Linked DNA regions of Homo sapiens: region 1 is linked to region 2. Evidence: chromatin loops called from intact Hi-C (ENCODE). Cell type or tissue: ascending aorta. All regions are shown on one strand. Each heading gives the region's core, and the rest is flanking DNA. Links, peaks and the distances in the headings are about the cores only.

Region 1 (5,382 bases), core at 144-5,143, 120 kb before region 2:
GTGTCACCAGCCACAGGGCCGCATGGGAGAGGAGAGAGAGGCACTAAAAGGTAGGGGAAAAGAAAATTAAAGCCTAGCACCATACTAGCCACTTCAAGTAAGCTATTTCCCTTAATACTCCCAGAAAACCCTTAATGGGTGGTGTCTTCCTCACTTTACAGATGAGGACCAGGCCTGATTTTATACAGCTATTAAGGGGTACAGGTGGGATTTGAGCCCTTTGTCAGACCCTGAAGCCCATGTTCCTTCTACTTCTGTGTTTGGAGGAACTATCCAGGCCAGTGGGCCTTTTTGTGGCCCAGCTCCCAGGCCATTAGGACAATATCATCAGGGGTCTTCAGGCTACAAGGCAGATCTGGAGTTGAGGGAGGCTGTCATCTTCAGCTGTTATTGGGGGCTTCTTGTGATCTACATACATCCTTATTTGGGCCGTGACTTCATTGCCCATTCCCAGATTGCTGAGATGGCTTCAAAAGCAAGGACCCCAGTTCTCCTTACCCTCACAGCTGTCCCACTGCCTGTTCCTAGGGCAGTATGGAATGATGTTAAAGATTCCAGAACCAGGATTTAGAAAATATGGAGACTAGGTACCTCTACCTTCCACTTGCTAACACACTCAAGACGAAGCAACAAATAAATCTGTTGCTTATCTAACAGATTGTTTTGCAAAATGATAAACCAGCTGTATTAGTCCATTCTCACCCTGCTAATAAAGACATACTGAAGACTGGGTAATTTATAAAGGAAAGAGATTTAATTGACTCACGGTTCTGAAGGGCTGGGGAGGCCTCATGAAACTTAATCATAGCAGAAGAGGAAGCAAACATGTCCTTCACCTGGTCGCAGCAAGGAGAAGTACCAAGAAAAAGGGGGAAAAGCCCTTTATAAAACCATCAGATCTCGTGAGAAATCACTCACTATCATGAGAACAGCATGAAGGTGACTGCCCCCGTGATTCAATTACCTCCCACCAGGTCCCTCCCAAGACATGTGGGGATTATAGAAATTAAATCCCCAGATTTGAGTGGGGACACAACCAAACCATATCACCAACCATAAACCCTACCTGATTGTCTCAACTGATTGCCCTGGGCACGAAATCACATGATGGTTATGAAGACAGGCTGAAAAGATGCACAACTTACCATCGTAAAGAGATACTGTGTCAACAATAAAGGGGAAAAATTCCTTATTGAATTTGCTTATAGGAGAGACATGTTTGCTGAGCAGAGGGATGAAGGTGACTCCATAAGAAGGTGAGTTCTAGAGAGAAACATTCATATCAGCGAGTCTGACTTCCTCATGAGGCTAGCAATTGGAATTGTAATAAAGGGAAACTTTCTATACTTAGGTAATAATGACATTTTGGGCACAAGGTATTGTGGCTTCTATGAAAGAAAGTACCAAGAAGTTTATAACTGAAAGGATCACACTGATTACCCAACTACCCCTCTCCTTTAACTGATGATGAAACTGAGGACCAGAGACATGGATGGGTAGACCAAGTTCATGTGTAGTCAGAGCTAAAGCTAAGGCTACTTGACCTATAAATAGAGGTTTGTTTACACTGTGTGTATGGGAGAAGGGAAACCCTAGAATATCTTTTATTTAGATTTTACTTGAAAATTATCTTTGTAGGGAGATTATGTCTCCCTCCAGAGGCTCTTAAAGATTTGGTCATCATGCACTGGAGGTATGCTGTGTTGAAAAGATTAGGACCTGTGCTGAAGAAAGCACCACACAGGCACACATCAAGGGGGAAAAAATGATTTTTTTCACAGAATTTATTCATTAATAAATCTATTCCTTTATCCAACCAATATTTACTGTGCACCCACAACAGTGTGCCAAGCATGATGCTAAGTGCCAGGATGTAGAGTAGACAGACAAGCCTCCTTCCCTTTGAGCTTCCAGTCTAGCTGTGACCAGACTTATTCTGAAATGATTAAGGAAGGTATCCAGTGAGCTATGAAAGGTAGTAAGGCGGAGCTTAACCATGAGAACTCCTGAGAGGCCTATTTGAGACAGGGATGTAACAAATGGGTTTCAAAATGGGTGATTCCAAGTAAAAGCATTAAGCTTGGTGGTCTAGTATTTTGGAAAGTTCAGCTATTTGCACAGAAAGGAAAAATGTCAAAATAAGGGAACCCAGCAGGAGCCTGCTGCCATCGTCCAAGTATGTGGTGCTGAGCCTTTAGCCAGAGCTGGGGCAGTCAGAATGGAGAGGAAATGTGTCATCTGAGTCATGCTCCAAAGTAGCATTGGCTGCCTGGCCTAGGGGTTGAAGGAGAGGAAAGAGACAAAGGTGGTGCTGAGGTTTCTGACCTACAGCAGTGGACAGGCGACAGAGATGAGATTATGGAGACAGTGTGGATATTTGGGGAAAGTGACAAGGTCAGTCTGAAGTAGCCTGATTTGGAAGGGACTGGAGAATGGTCCAGGTGAGCTGTCCTCACAACAGCTGCTTAGCCCTCACTTGGATAAGTACATTTAGGACCCTTAGGAAGAGAATGACTTTTCATGTCGTCAAGGAGACTGAACTCTCGTGGAAGACAAGTAGTTGCAGAACAAAATGGAAGATTGCTGGGGATTCACCATTCCTTCCTTTTTTAACAAAAACTTACTGTGTAAAATTTTAAACAAACACAGAAATACAGAGAATAGTATAATGACCCCCTCTTTACCCATCACCTAGCTTCAACATTTATAAACATTGCCAATATTGTTTTATCAATCTCCCCTCAGGAGTATTTCCCCTCTACCTTGCTGGAGTATTTAAATCCTAGATTTTATATCACTTCATGCATAAATACTTCTTAGTATATTTTTAATAAATAGAGACTTCATAAAAAAGAGAACTGCAATATTATCATACCTAAATAAATATTTCCGAATTATGATTTAATGACAAGCCTATATTCAGACTTCCCTGATTGTCTTTAAAATGGCTTTTAATATTTGGTTTTTGGAACAGGAATCAGATGAGGTCCAAATATTACATTTGACTGATATGTCTTGTGAATCTTTTCATCTCTAATAGATTATCTCTTTTTATTCTCTCTTTATATACACTCTTTACTTACTGAAGAATCTGTGGCTATGGACCTGTACGACATTCAGCTTTCTTTGGAACACCTTGAGTTACTGTTTGAGGCTTACTTCTTACGAATACAACAGGCATAAAATTGTTAGGTAATTCTGCAATGACCTATCTTGTATTCCTTCTGTTTTAGGATTCTCAGTCCTCCATAGCTGATACTCCTCGTGGTTCTAGGGAGCTGAGTGCCAGGCTGTGCAAGGGCAGCAAGGATTTTCTTTACTAGAGGTATATTGAGAGCACAGCACGTGTGAGGCTGTGCCAGGCCATCTGGGAAATGCAGGCAAAGTGGAAGTGCCTTTGCTTGGCTCCAAGGAGCTTATCACGAATTTGGAAGAAAGAAGATTGCATGAAACTAACAGATTAACATAGGCAGCTCAGTGTTGGGAAGTCAAGTAAAGCTACACTTGGCTCAAACCCCAACCTTGACTCTTAACAGCTGGGTGTTGGTGAACAAGTCACTTTATATTTCTGAACCTAATTCCTCTTCTTTAAAATAGCGAGGAAAAACTCTGCCTACTTCAGGATTATATGAAAAGCAGGCATCATGGGCCCTGGAGTTAGACTTTAAACCCTGCTTCCTTCTGATATTAAGTGCCTGCAGTCAATGGGCACTTTACTCCATGCCAGTCCTGTGCTCAGTACTTCATACACATTACCTCATTTTAGGCCTCTCAGCAACCCTGTTTTACAGATCACAAAACTGAGGCTTAGAGAAGCAGTTTGCATACATTTACCTACTTAGTGAATTAGGATTTAAACCCAGACAAAGTCAAAGCTCAAACTTTAAACTGCCAAGATATATTATTTCTCTCGAACACATATGTCAAGGTTCAGTATTCTTGTTTATAAGGAGGGAGCTATCATATCAACTTTATGGAATTATCATGGAAATTAAGACAAAACCTACTCAACAGATAACAAATGCTCAAAAGTATTTGTTTTCATGGTTGTTATTATATCAATGGTTGAACAAGTCTGTAAAACATGAAATTGTACAGAACCATCTATAAACATAATAGGAATGTGGAAAATGGAGACATTAACTTGCATTGAGGCCCTTATGGTGAGAGAGGGGGCAGGGAGGATCCAGTGGGTCTTTGGTTATCACAGGAGATAAAAGCACATTCTAGGATGGGGGAGCAGCTCAGGCAGGGAGACTAGATGAATGGGGTGTTAAATACCCTCTTTAAACTTCCTATTTGTCCAGTTAATGCCAGTGAGGGTTTAATGGTCAGGGAGAACACACATGTGCACCCCTGATGCCATTAAGAAGACTGTGTGGGAAATTACAAAAAGAGGTTGTGATGAAGAGCCTGGTGCTCTGGGTGGGTCTCAGCACAACCTCTGTCTGGTTCTGTGGTCTCAGCAAGTTACTAAACTTCTTTGCATCTCACTTTCTTTCCAGGTAAAACAGAGATCATAAAGGACTTTATGATATAGGCTATCCAGGGATGTTTGAGGAATTAGATGAAATACTTTAGGGAAAGATAGTGCCAGAAAGACCCAGGGCAGAAACCAAGAGAAGCCAAGAACTGAAGTCCTTCCATTCTCACCTCTATGTCACCTTCCCTGCTTCTATTGGGGTTGCAGTCTTCACCACCCCCTCACCCTCCCTAAATCAGGGGTACCACAGAGTTAGGCTGCTAAAGTGACATAGTGAAAATGTTCTCAAGGGTTCCCTCCTTTCTGCAGAAACAGGACCCTGGGTAATACATGTGAGAATCAAGAGGAGAGAGGTTGGATGTGCTCATCTAGGCTGGTTACTTGCTTTTGCTCCCCAAATTTTCTTGCGTAAGAAGTTTATTCCCAATTTCTTGAAAAATTTAGAGGAGGGATATTTGGTGTAAAACAATGAAATCATTGGTCTTTGGGATGTTGACTGAGTCTCTTCTGGGGAAAGAGAAAGCAGGGAAGGTGATGCAGAGGTGGGAATGGAAGAACTTCAGTTCTTGTCTTCTCTTGGTTCTTCCCCGGGTCCTCCTGCAGATAAGAGAGATTTTCAAGTCACTAACACTTTGGTGTGAGTTAATTGTGTCTGCTCTTCCTCATACTGTATGCAGACCACTATGGAAGATGGATGCAACAGGAATGGCCTGTTGGAAGACTGGTGAGCAATACCAGCTCCGGAGGGCATACAAGTTTCTGCAGGGGCCACAGGGGAGGGTTCCCTGTCTGGAATTGGAGGCTCAGATGGGGCTTCCTCCAGGAAGCATTTAGAGATGGAGTGTGACTTAGCTGTAGTTACCACAAAGAGGGAACAGCATTTACAGAAGCCTAGAAGT
Region 2 (5,382 bases), core at 81-5,080:
TTTGCCTAACTAGGACCCACTGCCCCCATCTTTTAGGCCATCTGAGGTTAGTGCTCTAGCAATTGCTGCTGCTCCCAGCTCTCCTCGTCCTCCTTATCCACCACTTCTTCACCCAGTAAGCCTGCCTATGAAGGCCTACAGAGGGAGGGCAGGTGGCAGTGTATCAGACTGTCTTCACAGAGATGACAAATGCAGCAAGTTATGACTGTAGGTGTCCTGAGGTGACATCTGGGCTCTAGCCTCAGCATTACCACTCACTAACTGGGTGACCTTTGCAAGTCACCTAACATCTCTGATTCTCTGTTTCTTCATCTATCAAATAAGAGAAATGGACTAAATAATGTCTAAAGTCTTTTCCAATTCAAACATTCTACAGTCCATTGATTTATTCGTTGTTACATTATGTAGTAGAACCGCATAGCTAAAAGTTGGTCTGCTTTCTGGATTATTCCTTCATGACAGCCTTGGCTATGAAATAACAGTTGGCCTTCATCTCCTCACTTTGGAGTCTAAAGAAAAATCTTCCTTCATGTCTTGGTTTTAGAGTTCCTCCAATGACATATTGATTCTGGATTTATGACACCAATTATAAAATCCTATGCTGCTGTTTCTGTTTCTACCTCCTATAACCCACCCACCCCAAGCGGTTTCTAGAGAAGGAGGGGTGTATTTTTGGTTTGGCCAGGTGCAGGTAGAGGACCTACTGAACTACTGGTGGAGACAAGCCCCTGCTATGTCCTCTTCAAGCTAAAAGAGCTCAGAGAGACCCCTGTCAATATTGCAGCATTATTCTAAATGTTAATTAATGTTCCTTTGAAAAAAAAATTACATGGTCAAAAGAACTTGAGAAATACTGAATATTAGCTGCTTCTTAAAGGTTTATCGTGCATATTAGCATATTAAAGCCTCCAAAAATCCTGCCCCTAAAAACCTTTTGTTTATTTATTTAGGAGACTGAGTCTCCCTCTGTCACCCAGGCTGGAGTGCAAGTGCAGTGGCGTGATCTCGGCTCACTGCAACCTCTGCCTCCCAGGTTCAAACGATTCTCCTGCCTCAGCCTCCCAAGTAGCTGGAATTACATGTGCATGCCACCACACCTGGCTAATTTTTGTGTTTTTCTTTTTTTGAGACAGAGTCTGGCTCTGTTGCCCAGGCCGGAGTGCAGTGGTGCCATCTCAGCTCACTGCAAGCTCCGCCTCCCGGGTTCACGCCATTCTCCTGCCTCAGCCTCCAGAGTAGCTGGGACTACAGGCATCCACCACTACGCCCAGCTGATTTTTTGTATTTTTAGTAGAGACAGGGTTTCACCGTGTTAGCCAGGATGGTCTTGATCTCCTGACCTTGTGATCCACCCTCCTTGGCCTCCCAAAGTGCTGGGATTACAGGCATGAGCCACCACGCCCAGCCAATTTTTGTATTTTTAATAGAGATGGGGTTTCACCCTGTTGGTCAGTCTGGTCTCAAACTCCTGAACTCAAGTGATCCACCCACCTCAGCCTCCCAAAATGCTTATCCTAGAATTTCCTGAAGTCATATGGCTCCAGACACTTTCTTCACAAAATATTTAATACTTAATATCTGGGTAGAACATGTGCCCTGAAACACAGTTTGGGAAACATTACCACAAAACATTGCTGATCTGTTTCTGTCTGGGGTCTTTGGAGCAGAAAGGGATAACAACACTTTCCAGAATATTTATTGAGCATCTACTTTGTGCAGAACATGTGGGAATAATTCAAAATTGGCAGATCAATCTGCTCATCAAGATTTCAAAATCAAATGCTGCAGAGGGTTGCCGCATATGAATAAGCAGGCCAGTCAACAAACAAGACAAATTAAGTACTAAGTGCAGCTTGGAAGTGCTGCAGCCAGGCTGCTGGGCCCTTGTTTGACTCCCCGAATTGAATTCCATACTCTCAGCTGTCAGTCTCAAGTTCCTTTGCTTTGCTCCACCAGTGCGGTTACCACTCCCCAGTTACAGGATCTCATTTCAGGACATTCACTGTTTATATCTTAGGTAGTTGGTGGGACACATCCAGCATTTTTATCCTGTGCTGAACACCCTAGAATTTTTGCCTTTCATGTACAGCTCTGTTAGTTTTTACTCAGAATTAGGATCTGTTCTTTGCCTGGAAAAGATGATGAACTTTTCAAAAAGCAAGAAAGATGATGAAACAGCCAATGTCATGTGATGTGGTTTAATCCCAGCCCATCAAATGTTGTAACCACAGTCCAGTGTACCTGATGTTTCCTGGACAAAGGCCCTGGGTTCTCAGGGTGGCTGCCCTTTTTGAACCTGTCTATGACTCACAGCTATTTTTCCAGGACTTCCCCACCTACCAAGCCATGTCCCTGTGTCCCTACCTCCTCAGAGAGCCCTGACCCAGACCTCTTCCTCTTCTGCTTCCCACCCTTCACTGCCAACTTTCCTTGGATGTTCCATTGATATGTTCTTTCTGAACATTTTTCTTGCCCCTTTTCCTCTGCCTCTCCTTTCTGGCTTCTTTGAAAGAAATGAAGGATCATTCTTTTGGAGAATCTAATCCTTGGAAAGTCCCTCTCTGCTAAACAGTGAAGGGAAGCTGGCCCTGTAATAAAAAGGCCAACATTGTTTCCACAAGTGCTACATCTTGAAGAAGGAGCTGCTTATTATTTTTTAATTATCAGTATTAGTTGACATTTATTGAGCACATACTACTCCTCTCCAAGCACCGGAGCCCTTCATATTTATCGTCCCTTTTATTAGTTTATGAATATAAAGAGACTTTATATTTATCATCGCTTTTATTAGTCACCACACTCCTTATGATACCGGGCATTTTATTATCCCCATCTTATGAGCGAGGAAATAAGAGTCTCAGGGTAGGTAGGAAACTTGCTCAAGGTCACAGAAATAGTGAAAGGCAGAGCCAAGAAATGAACCTACATTCCTTTGGCTCCACATCCTGTGTTTTTCTGTTTCCCAGCACAAGTGACATGAGTGAGAGGTGCTTGACAACATCTTGTTTTGAGTTATGCATAAAACATTGCAGCCAACTCCATGTTGGTGCTGCCCTTCCCAGAAGACTGTCCAAGTGCCTTACTTGCCCAGGGCATCTGGGGACTGCAGTACGGGCAGTAAGGCACGATCATTTACCCTAGAGCTCACAGCCCCAGAGCTGCCTACTTGATCTTCACCCTGAGGAGAGTGATTACATACACTCTCTTCCCCACTGGAACAGAGAAGCTGAGGAGATTAGAATTCCAGTTTTCATCAGATTTATTCCCTTACGAGTTTCATTCACAGATGCTCACCCAACATATATGTACTGGACAGACTGCTGATTTAATTATCTTCTTCTTAATGGTCTGTTCTATCTACCAGTGTCCAGTGGGGCCAGGATGAATTGATCTTGGTGGGATGCCAATATCCTTTGTTTGTTCACACAGATTTGTTTTCAGTGGAATGTACGCCAACACAGGCACACCATTTTATTCCCTTCCGCTCTGTCCTTCCTGCTCCATCATTATTGTTGGCTGGTTGTCGGTCTCCTTCTACTTGCTCACCATTCACATTCTAATTGGTGAAAATTTGCATTTCACCGCAAGTGAAAAAGTGACTTGCGGGCTTACTTTTGCTTACCAGTGACAGGTGCACACCTGCCCGAGGACCAAGAGTGAATCACAGCATGGTCTCCAAACATCGTGACCCTGCTCAGTGGCCCTGGATGACAACCTTCACCTGTCCCCTTTTCCTAAGTAGTGTGGCCTGTGGCCAGAGGCTTCCCCATCCAGGGTACTTGCGTAAGCTATGTTCTTGTCCTTCACTCAGAGAACCTCAGAATGGGTCCAGCCCATTCCAGTGCAGATGAGAAACCCACCACACTCTCACCCTCTGCTGCCCAATCATCTCAGGGAAAATGGAGTCTTCCAGTCATGGACCAAACTGCCCATAGGTCTTCTATGTCATGGCTCCCCTGGTTGCCTTCCCCAGCAACACTAGCCTTCTGAGCCTCTTGGGTGAAGATCAAGCAGGCAGCTCTGGGGCTGTGAGCTCTAGGGTAAATGATCCTGCCTTACTTCCTGTACTGGAGTCCCCAGATACCCTGGGCAAGTAAGGTGCTTGGACAGTCTTCTGGGAAGGGCAGCACCAACATGGAGTTGGCTGCAATGTATTATGCATAACTCAAAACAAGATGTTGTCAAACACCTCTCACTTATGTCACTTGTGCTGGGAAACAGATGAGTAAAACAATGCCTGCATCCAAGGAGCTCCATCTGCAGTGGCAAAGTCCAGGGGGATAGTGGTCACCGTGCAGTATAAAAAGTGCAGCAGGAAGGTTATATTAGCACAGAGGACCCATTAATTATCTGAGGGCTCAGGGACGGCCTCCTGGAGAACATGACATCTGGGCTACTTGGAAGCTAATTGGATGTGGGAATGGAAAGTGAAGGAGTTAAGGACTGGAAACAGGATGGGCTTTGGGTCCTCCAGGTAAGAATGTCCAGTTCATTCTTGGATATACAAGATAAGAGCTAGACATTTGGAGCCAGCAGCAGAGAGAGGATGGGTAAAGGAAAGTTAGTGAAGGAAAACATATATGGAGAGGATGTAGCATAAGAAGAGATTCGAGAAGGGCCGAGACAGAGCAAGGCATGGTAGCACACACCTGTAGTCCCAACTACTGGAGAGGCTGTTGTGAGAGAATCAGCTGAACCCAGGAGTTCAAGGCTTCAGTGAGCTATGATCATGCCACTGCACTCCAGCCTGGGTGACAATGAGACCCGAACTCAAATAAAATAAAATAAAATAGGCCAAGACAGAGCCACAAGAAACACAGCATTCAAAAACCAATACATGCCAGCAGAGTACATGGGCTCTGGGGCCGGCCTGCCTGGGTTGGAATCCCACCTTCACCACTTTAATTAGCTTTATGATCTTAGGCAAGTGATTGCTTCAATTTCATTTCTAAAATGCAAATGATAAGGACATATACCTCATAGGCTTGTTGTAGGATTAAATGAATTAATACCTGTTAAGTAGACTCTGTAAAAGCATTTGGTGTCACTGTTATTTCACTGATGTCGGAAAAGGGCAAACCCAGCCAATGATAGAGTCAGCACTGCCCAGTTGAGATCTCCTCGGTGAGGAGAGGTAAAGGAGCACTCCTTATAGGAAGCAGATCAGAGCTGAGGAGGGACACGTCAGGCTTGGGATGCCACCACCTCCTGGCAGGGTAGGGACTGTGTTTGTCTTGCTCATCATGTGCTCTAGTGCCCACTGGAGTGCGAGCTCTAGAGGGTAGACACTCAGGAATGATTTGCTGAACAAGTATATATTTGTTGAAGTTCCCTGACTTAGCTGGAGTGAAGGGGCTGCAGGGAGCAGGCAGTCCAGAGGTG

What was found. Hi-C counts contacts between places; a loop is a spot of excess contacts. Peaks named below come from ENCODE experiments on the same cell type or tissue, not always from the same donor. Only the 100,000 strongest peaks of a DNase experiment are listed, where the experiment ranks them.
Region 1: a loop joins it to region 2, with 2.0 times the contacts of the local background. A loop is called at or near these places in 10 of 110 quality-filtered maps.

What each region holds. Positions count from the first base shown.
Region 1 is chr10:94,095,614-94,100,995 of GRCh38, forward strand. All of the region lies in intron 2 of PLCE1 (phospholipase C epsilon 1), which reads left to right. PLCE1-AS2 (PLCE1 antisense RNA 2) reads right to left here. Exons shown (of 8, transcript NR_120616.1): 4 at 1,146-1,263; 5 at 767-836. Among named protein-coding and RNA genes, the nearest start is that of PLCE1-AS2, 10 kb to the right of the region's middle. In ascending aorta, for the core only: no CTCF peak of the experiment used is centred there; a DNase peak (open chromatin) is centred at 2,228; H3K27ac peaks cover 4,632 bases.
Region 2 is chr10:94,211,149-94,216,530 of GRCh38, forward strand. The region is part of intron 4 of PLCE1 (phospholipase C epsilon 1); the gene reads left to right. Among named protein-coding and RNA genes, the nearest start is that of PLCE1-AS1, 73 kb to the right of the region's middle. In ascending aorta, for the core only: no CTCF peak of the experiment used is centred there; a DNase peak (open chromatin) is centred at 2,263; H3K27ac peaks cover 4,480 bases.